Linked DNA regions of Homo sapiens: all the other regions are linked to region 1. A link is a contact called in ENCODE Hi-C or POLR2A ChIA-PET data. All regions are on one chromosome and are shown on one strand. The core of a region is the stretch at or near the end of the contact, and the rest is flanking DNA. Distances in the headings are between cores, read along the strand shown. Region 1 has its middle 36 kb from the start of LINC02397. Region 2 overlaps LINC01619 (long intergenic non-protein coding RNA 1619). Region 3 overlaps LINC01619 (long intergenic non-protein coding RNA 1619). Region 4 overlaps LINC01619 (long intergenic non-protein coding RNA 1619).

The links. Hi-C counts contacts between places; a loop is a spot of excess contacts on that map. ChIA-PET counts read pairs that join two places held with the same protein, here RNA polymerase II (POLR2A). Pooled maps may share reads with other maps.
Region 2: a map of B cell shows a loop between it and region 1 (2.3-fold over the local background). The contact joins two enhancer-like sites. A Hi-C loop is called at or near these places in 1 of 168 maps with a recorded cell type or tissue (B cell), 1 of 37 single-sample maps with no recorded cell type and 7 of 50 pooled maps.
Region 3: a loop to region 1 is called in a pooled map, with 4 times the contacts of the local background. The contact joins two enhancer-like sites. A Hi-C loop is called at or near these places in 3 of 37 single-sample maps with no recorded cell type and 8 of 50 pooled maps. POLR2A ChIA-PET finds 5 or more read pairs at or near these places in 2 of 52 experiments (H1 and activated T-cell).
Region 4: a loop to region 1 is called in a pooled map, with 10 times the contacts of the local background. The contact joins two enhancer-like sites. A Hi-C loop is called at or near these places in 1 of 168 maps with a recorded cell type or tissue (posterior vena cava) and 9 of 50 pooled maps. POLR2A ChIA-PET finds 5 or more read pairs at or near these places in 1 of 52 experiments (activated CD4-positive, alpha-beta T cell).

Annotation. Positions count from the first base shown.
Region 1 is chr12:92,500,882-92,504,113 of GRCh38, forward strand. No RefSeq gene overlaps it. Among named protein-coding and RNA genes, the nearest start is that of LINC02397, 36 kb to the left of the region's middle. RefSeq lists an enhancer at 1,947-2,196. Within about 2 kb of position 1,755, at least 6 of the 41 ENCODE cell types and tissues checked have a DNase peak (open chromatin) inside an H3K27ac peak, as active enhancers do.
Region 2 is chr12:91,989,056-91,992,287 of GRCh38, forward strand. It overlaps LINC01619 (long intergenic non-protein coding RNA 1619), which reads right to left. Exons shown (of 5, transcript NR_132341.1): 3 at 42-138. Among named protein-coding and RNA genes, the nearest start is that of LINC02404, 120 kb to the left of the region's middle. Within about 2 kb of position 1,761, at least 2 of the 41 ENCODE cell types and tissues checked have a DNase peak (open chromatin) inside an H3K27ac peak, as active enhancers do.
Region 3 is chr12:92,033,455-92,036,686 of GRCh38, forward strand. All of the region lies in intron 1 of LINC01619 (long intergenic non-protein coding RNA 1619), which reads right to left. Among named protein-coding and RNA genes, the nearest start is that of LINC01619, 110 kb to the right of the region's middle. RefSeq lists enhancers at 1,519-1,813, 1,537-1,846. Within about 2 kb of position 1,562, at least 27 of the 41 ENCODE cell types and tissues checked have a DNase peak (open chromatin) inside an H3K27ac peak, as active enhancers do.
Region 4 is chr12:92,063,653-92,066,884 of GRCh38, forward strand. All of the region lies in intron 1 of LINC01619 (long intergenic non-protein coding RNA 1619), which reads right to left. Among named protein-coding and RNA genes, the nearest start is that of LINC01619, 78 kb to the right of the region's middle. Within about 2 kb of position 1,584, at least 10 of the 41 ENCODE cell types and tissues checked have a DNase peak (open chromatin) inside an H3K27ac peak, as active enhancers do.

The DNA.
Region 1 (3,232 bases), core at 505-3,004:
TCACCTAAAAACCACATTTTAGATACAAAATTTGAAGCTTCTAAAGGCAAGTTACTATGCCTAAAGATGCACAGCTAGCAGGTGGCAAGCTGTGAAATCAAACTTGTATTCACTCTCTAAAGGATGTGTTTAGAGAGACTGAGTGGAACTTTATGGTTGGTGAAGGGTTCACATGTAGTAGTAGAGAGAGAAATCACTGAGGGTAGGTTGACTCCAAAGGTAGGTTGGAATCAGATTGAGGAAGGTTACTTTGAATATGAAGCTAAGGAGTTTGTACTAAATCTTGAGATAATAGGAATAAAGATTTTTGAGCAAAGAGTTGACATGATTGCAGTCTTGTTGGGAAGATTTATGAGGTGTCTGTTTACATCAATGTGAATTACCAGGGAAGAGACCAAAGGAAGAAGGGCCTATCAAGAAGCTAGCTCAGGCATATGATGATAGGAGTCTAAACTGAGTGGTGACAACAAAAATGGAAAGAAAGAGAGGAATGAGAGTAATTCCTCCAGGAACGAGTCATTAGGGTTTGGTGACTAGATTAATATAGGCATACGGAAGGTGAGGTTATGAAGAGTAAGTCTAAATAATTATAAGAATGGTGCTACAATATGGCCAGGCGCAGTGTCTCATACCTGTAATCCCAGCACATTGGGAGGCTGAGGTGGGTGGATCACGAGGTCAGGAGTTTGAGACCATCCTGGCCAACATGGTGAAACCCATCTCTATTAAAAATACAAAAATTAGCTGGGCGTGGTGGCACGTGCCTGTAACCCAGCTACTCAGGAGGCTGAGGCAGGAGAATCGCAGGAACCTGGGAGGCAGAGGTTGCAGTGAGCCGAGATCACACCATTGCACTGCAGCCTGGTGACAGTGCAAGACTCCATCTCAAAAAAAAAAAAAAAGGTGCTACAATAAACAGAATAGGGAAGTCAGCAGAAGGACCGAGTTTGAGTGAAGTGAGTAAGATGAAAGAAGATGAATATCAATCATATAAGTTGGATTAGAGGTAACAACATTGAAAGTGAATGTGTAGCTAGAGAGCAGAAGGGGCCTTAGCCAAAAATAATGATTTGAGGTTCATCTGCATAGAGGCAATAGGCAATTAAAATCCTGAGTGGTGGAATCCCACCACTTTGGGAGACTGAGGCAGGAGGATCACTTGAGCCCAGGAGTTCAAGGCCAGCCTGGGCAACATAGTGAAACCCTGACTCTGCAAAAAATGAAAAAAAATTAGCCAGGTATGGTGGCATGTGCCTATAGTCCCAGCTACTTGGGAGACTAAGGCAGGAGGATTGTTTGAGTCCAGAAGGTCAAGGCTACAACAAGCTGTGAATGCACCACCGCATTCCAGCCTGAGTGACAGAGTAAGATCCTGTCTCAAAAAATAAAGTAAAAAAATTAATTAATTAAAAAAAATAAAATATTGAGAGTTTGTAAGTTTCTAAAGAAGGACACAAAAGAGCAGTGTTACAGATGCTACTTGTTTCCAACATCCATTCCCCATCTTGACCTCCCTAACCAAATTCCCATTTGGTTCAGCTATACCCCACCTCCCTTCAGCCATGTGCTTCCCTCAAAGGTGTTTCCAGATACAGAGAGTGGATCCTGAGCAATCTAAGCCAACAGTGGTCCATCCCATCTCTCTCAGGAATGTGCACAGGACACAAAACTAGGTAATGAGACAGAAGTAAAGAGCCTAAGGAGGCAGATGGCTCCCCTGTGCCCCTGGACATTGTCCTATTTCTGTCCTAACTCAAAACCTGGAACTGCTATGCCATCCTCCGCCTCTGAGAGTCAGGCTTCATTGAGCAAAATCATCCCTTGATACAATGAGGAACCATGTCTCTGAAATTACTCAAGAACAACCAAACCTCTGAAATCAGTTTCAAACATCTAAAAACCAGTGAAACACAAAAAAGCCTTAGTCAGAAGCTAAGGAAGACAAAAAAAAAAAAAAATTAAGTTAGGTTCTAAACCAGGTGTCAGGAAAGTGAAAAGAAGCTGGAGATTTTGACAGAGCTTAGGACATGCTGGGGTGAAATACCCAAACAGAGATAAAGTGAACGAGACCTAGGAGACAACATTTGGAGGCAATAATCTTTTCTGACCAGCAAATTCAAAGAGCTGCTCTTCACGGGATTCCTGAGGTGATTCTAGGGACAGCAAAAGGTTATTTCTGAACTATTACACACATTCTCTTTTTTAAGAGAAATACTCACATCGACAGGGCAAGTCATTCCAAAACCAGCCTCGATACAGCTATTACTCAGATTCACCTTGTCAGTATGAAAATATGGGTTGAAATGGACTTTGCTACTTGAAATTAAGTGTGATCACACTCAGTAGCCAAGAGAAGCACTCCAATCCAAACTGCAATTATGAGAGGCTGGGAGCCACAGGGAGTGGGGTGTAGCATTCAGAAAAAGAGAAGGGGTTCATTCTCTGGGATTTTCCCTGTTTGCAGCCTGAATCCCACATGAATGTTCTTTCTCTTCCGTCATTCGTTTTTCCTGCGTTCAGCATCCTCTTCTCACTTCTCCCTCACAGTTATCTCTCCCTTGGAGAGAGTAATCTGGACCCTTGGGTGACAGTCATATGTGGCTTTCACGAGCTGCTGGAATTAACTAAAACTCACTCTTTCCCAATAAATCTCCCCTGAGCCGACACACAGCAGCTGCGAATTCCCAGCATGGGCCTGGACAAAATGCTAAGAAAAACTGGCTGTGTTCCTGAATCTTGCTCGTCATTGGTCCCCAAGAATCCTGGACATTGACACCCAGATATTCCAAAACGATTTGTGCTTTTCCAAGCTCGGCTCTTTACTTAACCTGCCTTGAAGATTTGGCACTATAATTTCCCAGAAGTGCAGGCTGGGCTTGTTTTGAGAAAAGGTGAAATGGACAAGAGACAGAGTTCAGAAAATAGTGATTAAATACAAACAGCACCAGCTATTAAGCAAGAGTCAAGGCCAGGAAATGCAAATAAAATTGCCGAGGGTTGTTTAGACAGTGGCCACTCAGAAGGAGAGGTAATATTTGGTTGTAAAGTGAGGCCACAGACATCTTTTCTGATTTAATGAATTTGTGATAGTTTACTTCTTTTCCCAGCTTTCATTTCATTTGTGGGGCGATGGCTGGGGGATGTAGGGGATATGGAAAGTTGAGCACAAGTGCACGAAGTATTTACTGGCTAAAGATGCCTATGCTTCTGCCAAGATTGTGTTTATTTGTTA
Region 2 (3,232 bases), core at 511-3,010, 510 kb before region 1:
ATATAAGTTTCTAAATAATTATTCACAGTTTCTGTACTCACCTTGTCATGAACCAATAACAAGCAGTTTGCAGATCAAACTCATCCATGGACCACACTTTGCTAGACCACTTTCTAGATGAAGGTTTCCAAACTTTTTCTATCAAGGATGAGAGGGCAAATATTTTAGGATTTGCAAGGCATGACTCAATTCTGTTGTTGTAATGTAAAAGCAGCCAGAGACAATAAGAAAATTAATACACTGTGTTCAGTAAAACTTTATTTATAAAAGCAGACCACAGGAGAGATTTGGCCCACCAGCTATAGTTCACCAACCCTTGGATGATGATGTTGATAATGATGATGATGATGATGATGATGATAGCTAATATTTACTGACCAACTTCGATGTGTCAGTGCCTCTCTATTCTCCCATTATAGCCCTGGGTAAGGTAACATTGTTTTAATTTTACAAATAATGAAAATGTGACATCAAGAAACTAAGAAATTATTTTAGTTCATTCTGAAAATAGGTGGATGTTTCAGGACCCAAACCACCGTCCCTAGGCTCACACTATACTACATATATAATGATTGAGACATCTTTTTCACAATTAATAAAAAAATTTAAAAATACTAGTATAATCTTGGTCATTTTCTTCCCTTTATCTCCCCACCCATCATCCACCTCAACAGTACCAAGCTCTTAGTGAACGATCATTCCAAAGAGTCTGTATATAGAGCAAGAGCCAGACATGAATACAGTCTGAAACAAACACACTCATTCAAACATACATTTATTCATTCAATAAATATGTATTGGGTGCTTACTCTGTATCAGGCATGAGTCCAAGGAATGGGGCTATAGTAGTGAGCAAAACACACAAGATCCTGTCCTTAAAAAGCTTACATTCTAGTATGGGGAAGTAGACAATCAGCAAATAAATATATTATGTTGGGTATTAAGATTCAGGGTTCAAAGAAAAATAAAGCAGAGTAAATAAGAGAATAGAGAGTGACAAAGTGCTTTTTTTTTAATCTAACTCTTTTATTATCTCTTCTTCACCAACTAAGATATGTACACTCCCAGCAGAGCTGTACTTTCAAATGTATCTACTAGGTATAAGCGCACATTTATAAGATGTTTTTGTACCATATTTGTACCAGTTATATTCTGCATAATTGTATAGAAAAAGACACTGAGAAAGAAACTATTTCATTAATTCATGCTGCAAATATTTATTGAGCACCTACGCTGGGCCGGGTGATATTTTTAAAACAGGGAATCCAACAGTGAGCCAAACGGACAAAGATGCTTGCTCTCATGGACTTCCATCATGGCCAGGAGAGTGGGAAAATAAACAAAAAACATAATAAACACATGTTAGAAGGTGATATGTAAAATGGAGAAAAGAAACGCACAGCAAGATAAGGAGATCAGGAGTACAGAGGAGAAACCAACAGGTTATAATTTAAAATAGTTGAACAACTTTCTCTTGATCAGGTAGTATGCAACTAAAATAACCCCCATTTGAAAATCAAGCCCTGGTTTTTAGTTCATTCATTCCTACAGTCAATGTGTCATCAACTAAAAGAAAACACAGGATGTTTTGCGTTGAATGTTCTATTTAAGTCCATAGAAAGAAATGTTATTCTTTCTAAGTCATTTTTGCCCTTTCCTTTCCCTTGCTTCAGAAAAAAATATTAGGGAGCTGGCAGCTGAAACAATGTAGGGATGGGAGAGGGGAAAGGAAGGAAAAACTAAAGGCCAACATTCATGCCGGTTGACTGTTTTAACAAGGATGTAGCTGTGATCCAGCCCTCCTGGATCCCAGTACAGCCTTGCTAGGAAGCCCACAAAAGCAGTGAGGACAGACAGTGAGCATTTTCCATTAAGTGTGGCATTCACTTTTTTCAAAAAGTTATGAGATGTTAATATAGATTTGAATTTTAATCAGATTTAATATGGGAACAGAGTATTTTTCTGCAAATGTGAAATTTTTCTAGGCTTTTGGGAAAATGTCATCCATATAAAGGCTAACTACTGTTTTACCTATAAAACTGCCATTCTTCATTGGTTTTTCAGGAAAGAAAAAGTACGATGATACAATGAAATATTATTGCAAAGATTTCTTATTTCTTGTGAACATTAATGGTTTCTGAGGGTATTTTAAAAATCAAACTAAGAACGCTTGTAAGCTTAAGGCAAGGATTACAGAATTTCAGTTAATAAATCAAGAAAACAGACATAACAAATCTATTTCTTGATAATAATAGTAATAATTTAAGAGCTCTCAACAAATTCTTTAAAATATCATGTAGACTTAGTGCTAGAAATGCCAATAGCAGTAATTCTGCCTCAAACCAAAAGGGGTTCAAAGTCAGGACTGCATGTCCAGAAAAAAATATACTTAGTGGCTACCACTCTCTGCTGCCAGCAATGTAATACTATTATCTCAGATGTATTGTGTTAGCAGCTACTGTATATCAAGCATTTTTCTGAATCCTTTTACAGACTGTAAAATAAATACTTTAGCAAACCCTTACCATAGCCATGTGAGGGAGACATTGTTCCCATTTAACAGATGACAACATTGGCTTAGAAATGTGACATAACTACCCAAGGGCATACAACAACTAACACTGGAATCTAATCCACATGTGTCTGATTCTGAAAGCAGCACCTTGGCCCATATTTTCTCCCTTCTTTTTTTTCCTCTGCATTACTTTTTCCCCACATACTCTTCCAAAAATATGTACTTATTTTACTATTTTTACAAAATTTTTGGAATATAATTTTTACATATTTACTACATCTAGTTGATTGACCAATCAGTGTATTCTGTAAACCTCAGGAAAGAAGTCCTCTGGGTTGTTACAGGGCAGGCTGGATCCTGGGAGTCACTATTATCTCTCTTAGATAAATCAAGCTGTTTTCTACATGACTAGTTTATCTAACAATTCATTGGTCAGACATCAGATAGGAACTCTCCCCCATCCTCAATCCGCTTCCTACCCACCCTCAACCCCAAGAATTCTCTAAAGGCCACTAAAAATCAAAAAAACAACATCAGAATTAGCATTTGCTGGAAATTAGGAAAATAGTGACAGAATTCCCTAAACCTCCTTTTTTTCAAGTCTGACTTTTGTATTCCTTAGAGAAAACAAAGGCAAAACCCCTTAAAATTGTGTTTGGGGGATGGACCTTTCCTGCAAGCTTGATATTTTCCATCTGTGCATATATTTGGATGTCT
Region 3 (3,232 bases), core at 312-2,811, 470 kb before region 1:
ATGTCAAGCTAAAGTTTACATGTAGCTGGCCCTTTTTGGTCACCACATATGGTTTGGGCACGTATTTATTTTGATTCATTTTGACTCTTTTAAATATGTTTTATCTGTATTTTATGTTGAAAATATATCTATCTAACTGCTTTCTTTTTATATGGCCCTAACCATGTCTCACTCAGAAATAGTGTCCCTTCATTCTAATGTGACTTCTTCCTAGTGTTTCACCATGCGGTGAATGAAGAGGGGTGCTGGAAATGTCCCCAGATGTTCTAACATACTTGCCAAAGCTGATTACAGCATTTTTGTTTAATTAAAACAAACTTACATGACATATTTCTTTTCATAAAGGTAGTTTTTGTTTAATTGTAGAAAAGTTAGAAGATACAAATAAGGGAAAACAAGGAGAAGAAGGGAGAGAGGGAGACATGAATGAAGAAAGAGAAGAAGAAAGGAGGGAGGGAGGAAGGGAAAGAGAAAAGAAGACTTGCAGAGAAAACTTATCATCCCCAGAGAAGCCATCATTAGCATCTAAATGTTCAGCTTTTCAAAGCCCCCACCCCTTTTTTTTAACTATATATGGTGGGGTTATTTTTACAAAAATGTGATCATAGTCTTTTTTTTATTTTTATTTATTTATTTTTTTTGAGGCACGGGGCTGGCTCTGTTTCTCAGACTGGAGTGCAGTGGCTTCCTGCAGCCTTGAACTTCTGGGCTCAAGCAATCCTCCCACTTCAGCCTCCAGAGTATGTGGGACTACAGGTGCATGCTGCCACCACACCTAGTTCTTTTTTTTTAGTAGAGACAGAGTCTGCCCAGGCTGTTATCAAACTCCTGGGCTCAAGTGATCCTCTCGCCTTGGCCAACCAAAGTGCTGGGATTACAGGTATGAACCATTGCACCTGGCTGAATCATACTTTTATAACTTGCTTGTTCCACTACTCCATATATCTAAATTATTAAATATTATTTCTACTAAATTCTTAATACTAGGAGTTCTTAACCTTTGAGTGATAGACAGGTTCCTGTTTAAATCTCTTTATATTACATGAAAATGTTGAGCATATGGAGATTTTTCTAGGGAGATGGTTCACAGCTTTTATTGAGCTCCCCAAGGGTGCCCACAATCAAAAATTTTTAAGGCCACTGTTTTACACCCTCATTTTAAATGGTAAAAATAGATATATCTGGAAGAGATATAAACAGACACATATCATGATTTTTTTAACCAAATTCTTGTTACACATTTAATTCCATCCCACTTTTGAACTATTATAAACAATATGCAGTGAACTTAGCTTTTAAAACTTTAACTACATAACTATTTCCCGTGATACTGGCAGAAATGACATTGCTGGGAATTTTTTCAGTGTGAAGTAACACAGATTGACAAATTGTCACAGCACTTAACAAGTGACTTTTTACACCATAGAACCCACCTTGTTCAGATACTACAGCTAGAACTGTATCATGAGAGAGCCACCCTCCTGCACATACTGCAGGAAGGAGCAACATTTCCTGCATTTGTTTGGTTTTGTTACCGACTTGCCGCCCTGCCTGCCACTTTGAGGCACAGTTGCAGCGCCTCTGTTTACATTTTTGGAGGACACGTGGACAAGCCCAGGCAAAGCCGAACAGCACACGGTACATCAATCACACAAGGAACATCTGCTGATTCCCTTGGGGGAAACAGAATGATTCCGAGAGTTGGGGCACTGCCAACGGGAAATTCACACAGATGAAAGCAACAGAATTCATGCTTGCAGTTTCAAGGGGGTGGAGGAAGGAGGAGAAAGAGAGTGGGTAAGCAGCAAGGTGAAATACAGGGTTCCCCCCCGAGTCTCACTTGTTACATATGAAAAGGTTTAAATCAGTGTTTTAAAATATCGGAACTGGAAGTTGTGAAAGCAAAACTATTCTTTGGTTTCAGATGTATTTTCATCTAGAGACCTTATTAAGGAATTTGCTAGAATAGTTTTAGTGACCCAAAAATAAATATTGATTGGTTCTGTATGTATTTATAAAAGTATACCTGGTCTGGGGGATCTGAGGCTACTGGATCATAAGAGAGTACAATGAAACCAGAGTGTGCTAACCTGCACATCTTGAAGGACTAACATCTTCCAGGTTTGCTGTTGTTTACGTGCTGCCTGTGAAAAGCAGAGTTTTGAGTGTTTTCAGCACCAAAGTCCCCTCAAAGCAAAAGAACAAAACCATCAAGATGTTATTGGTAATTCATAATCTGAAGCTGAGCATATAAGAATTTGTCTTTTTTAATTGTGGATACATTGAATTTGGGCTCCCAAATGGTGTTCTTATGATTTCAGTTTTTCTCTCAGAGAAAATACTGTACCAACAAGCCCTGTCAGAAGTCACCTCCAAATGCATGGAATACCAGGAATGACCCCTCCCTTCCTTCAGATCTGATATTTCCTTGGCAAGCACTTTTTCTCAGACTATCTTGCCATCGAATTTCTATACCGCCTCAAGATGACACTTTGTCTAGCAAAAAGTGATGCAAAGCTCTTTTGCAAAAGCCCCTCAAATTAATACACCTTACATATTTTCACTAATAAAACTTTCCTTGGAAGCCCCATATGTGTAATTATGCTTTCACAGATGTAAACAACTAAAACACAAGAAGATTAAATGATCTCTCTGAGATGACCTAGCAAATCATCCACCAAATGCATGATGTCTGACAACTTATGACATACAAATGCTTACACTGACAACTCGCCCTCATCCTTGTTTCTGTGCAGAAAAATAAGGGAAATCGTTTACTGGCCCAGAAGACCTCACGATGGCAAATTCAATCAGATCCTCATTAACCAGATCAAAATGAGGCCTGACAGAGTCTTCATTAGATCTACAAAATCCTGTTCGTTTTAGCTCTGAGTCTCCTGACTTGTCCGTGTCATCATAAATTGGTTGTTTTGAAGTCAGAGAGGACAAAGTGCTTGCAGATGATGGTCACCCTGCCTGACCTATAAGGACAAGGTTCTGTTAGAAAAAATGAAACAGTGCAGCAGTGGCAAGGCCTGGCCAAAGAAATAGGTTTGCTAACCGGCAAGAAACAGAGAAAAGAAAAACCCAGTTATTTAAAAATACTGACCAAAATACTAACAACTACAAAGACATTGTCCCAGTCCCATCACGGAAACCAATGTAAACTTCTCTTGTGAAGCTGAATTACAGGTCACTTAAGTTCTATTACATACATTTTACATTCCCAGTC
Region 4 (3,232 bases), core at 334-2,833, 440 kb before region 1:
TAAGGTAGGAATTATAATAAAATTGACACTCAGAGAGGTTAAATATCTTGCACAAGACCACACAGTTAGAAATCGTTGGTGAGATTTGAACTGATTGTTTATTTATTCAACAAATATTTATTGAGTGACTACTATGGGCTGAGTCTGCCTGTTTCTAAAGCTAATGCTCTTTTCACTATCTAATTCTTCCTGGTAAAATAAATAACAGTATTCTCTGTCTGTTACAATGTTCTTTCAGAATGCAAAAGCAGTTTGGCCAGAACATGATATGCTCATGGCTCAGAAAAGATAATCGGGCAGATTGGCCTGGCCAGGCAAGTGTCCATATGTCTCAGCAGCACTCCACGTGTATCCATTCATCTCAAAGCTAGATTTTTAAAAAAGAATGGTCCACTATAGTCAGGAGTGCCATTCTCGGGAAAGTATGACTATCTGTGTTTGATTACTTCTAAAACTTTATAACGAGGATACACTTCAGAACATCTATTTACTAGAAAGTTGAAAAGAGGTGAAGATCAGTACACGCGACTCACTAAAAAAGGAAATTATAATTTTAGTGCCTTACTTTTATATAGGCAATAGTTCTTTCCAGTGTACTATTTACAACATAAATGATGAGATTTTAGCCCCATACCATTCTGTATGATCAGGAAGGGAATGGTTATTATGTCCATTTCTCACAAGAGGAAACTGAGGTTCAAGTTGTCAAAGTCATTGGTACTTTCCAAATGTCCAAGTTCACATCATTATTTAATGGCAGAACCAGGATTTATCTTAGGATCTTTCTGCTCTTTCCAATGTACAATCTTCATTGGTCAGAATGAGCTAGGTTGTATTAGATTGTATTGCAGTAATAAATGGCCTTCAGATCTCAGGAGCTCACTATAATAAAGATTGATTTCTTGTTCATGTTCCTTGTCTGCTGTGGGTTTGGTCTGCTTTGTGTTTACTCCAGGACTTAGCGGACAGAACAGCCTCTATCTGGATCATTGCCAGTAATGTGGCAGTGTGAAAAGTGCAATTGATGGACCTCACACTGGCTTCTAGGGCTTCTGATAGAAAGTGGCTTTCACCCTTATTTCATTGGCCAAAGCAAGTCACAGCATTGCCCACATGCAATATGGCAGGTGTGTATCATCCTTTCACAGGGAGGGGCCCCAAATAGGCATAAAATTATTTCAGTTATATCAGGGTAGTAATGTATAAAGTGGTTGTCAGCCTCCCTTCCTTGTAGCATAAAGTTATTCTTTAATAAATGCGGTACTGACTAAGAATTATTTTAGGTATAATGAGCCAAGCAGTCCACTTAAATCATGTAAAAATTAAATAATTCAATAAATTTAATATTTAAAAACCAACAATTCTCAACTATCACTGTTGAGCACTAAACCCTCTGCATTTGCGAAGAGAGCAACTTTCACTCTGGGAATAAACTTTCCGTTTCTGGCAAGAGAATTGGATAGCAACATTGAAGTTCTACTGTGAATGGGCGTCAGGGTGTCATATTTGAATGTGTAATGAGTAAACATTGGCAGAAACCCCCTTTGCCACGTGACTTCAAAACAAACACCAGTCAGTAGGGAACTACCAGCTGTGCCCAGTAGAAAAAAATGCGCTCATATATTTTTCTTCCATGAGCAAAAAAATCCCCGCCGAGATCACCTCCCCTCAGAATGTAGGGCACGAATGTGTTCTCACATGAGTTCAAGAACAAAACCCCACCTCTGGAAAGTCCTCCTGGCAAAGTCATTTAAACAAATTGCAGAGGAAGACAGAAGTAGGACATGAAACAGAGTTCAGGCATTCACAGAATCTTGCATTCCCTTAAATCAATTCTCAGCTAAAGGAAAAAAAAATACAGCAGAGTTGGGGAGTGGGAGCATTTAGCAAGAGTTTAAAGTAGCTGATTTCTAATGTTGACTACATTATAATGTCCCTTACAATCCTAAGATTCTATGACTCCATAAGTTTATGTGATGACAAAAAGTTTCTGCTTTTTCAAGTACAGAAAAAAAAAGAGAAGAGGCTATGTTTTATGTAATAATAAAATTTAACAGAGAACTGCACCCTCCCACCTCCAAAAAAAATGTCCTGGTGACTATAAAGTTGTCTTGGGCTAGGCAATCTGCATATAGAATTCTGTTCCTTAAAAATTTTTTGGCACTGAGTCAGAACTTGATTTGTAGAAATGACACCTCCCCAATACTTCTTTTAGAGCAGTGAGGGGGAGGTAGAATGAACTGAGTTAGAACTTTACCTTAGACTTTTTGTAAAGGTCACCAAAGGGAAAATCCATAAAGAGTCATTGCCCTTTAGTCACTTACACGTATGAAATGTGTTGTCCTAGGATGAAAGAGAATCATTACTGTACATCACATTTCGGATTAAATAATTGTTGTGTCTTGCTTTTTTTTCATGACTTTAAATAGAATTCAGGTTGAAATGAACCTGGATTAATAGGAGATGTTTCTAAATATGTCAGTTGTGCTTTTTTGATATGCATGGATGTCATTCTACTATTTTGTTGGCATAATTGCTAGCAAATCCCCATAACTGATATTCAAATTTTAGTATAGATGTAAGTAAAAGTGTGTCCAGTTATCAAAATATAGATATAAGTAAAATTGTGTCTTAGTTATCAAAATACCAAATTTCATTTGAGCAAAAGAAATGAGGGGAGAGAAGATGGATATATTAACTTCTCTGATAAGCAACATACTACCCTGCTGCTTTCTCTAGCTACTTACTACAGAAAGAGTGCATGGTCATGAGATGCATGGAGTCTCTAGTATCTAACTGAACACAAAGAAACTTCTCTAATGGCTAGTCATGTTAAGTGATACAAGAGATGCATCCACTGGAAAAGACTGTGGCTCACTTTGAGGATGAGTATAATGTCACAGGATCAAAATATTTGAAAGAGAGAATTTGGAAGCTAAGGTTAATTTAGAATCTATAATTGCTCAGAGTTTTCTTCCCCTCCACAACCAATTCAAGTCTCTCTTAGACTCCTGAATCAAATAGCTGGTGGAGCCCATAAGTAGTAGCAGAAGTCAGTGAAACTAAATAGAGGATCAATAATTGTATATACACACATATATATATGAATGTATGTATACACACATACATGTATGTATATGGAAGTGTATACATAGATATATATCTATACATTTTTTTTCTTTTTGAGACAGAGTGTCATTCTGTTGTCCCAGCCGAGTGCAGTGGCACAATC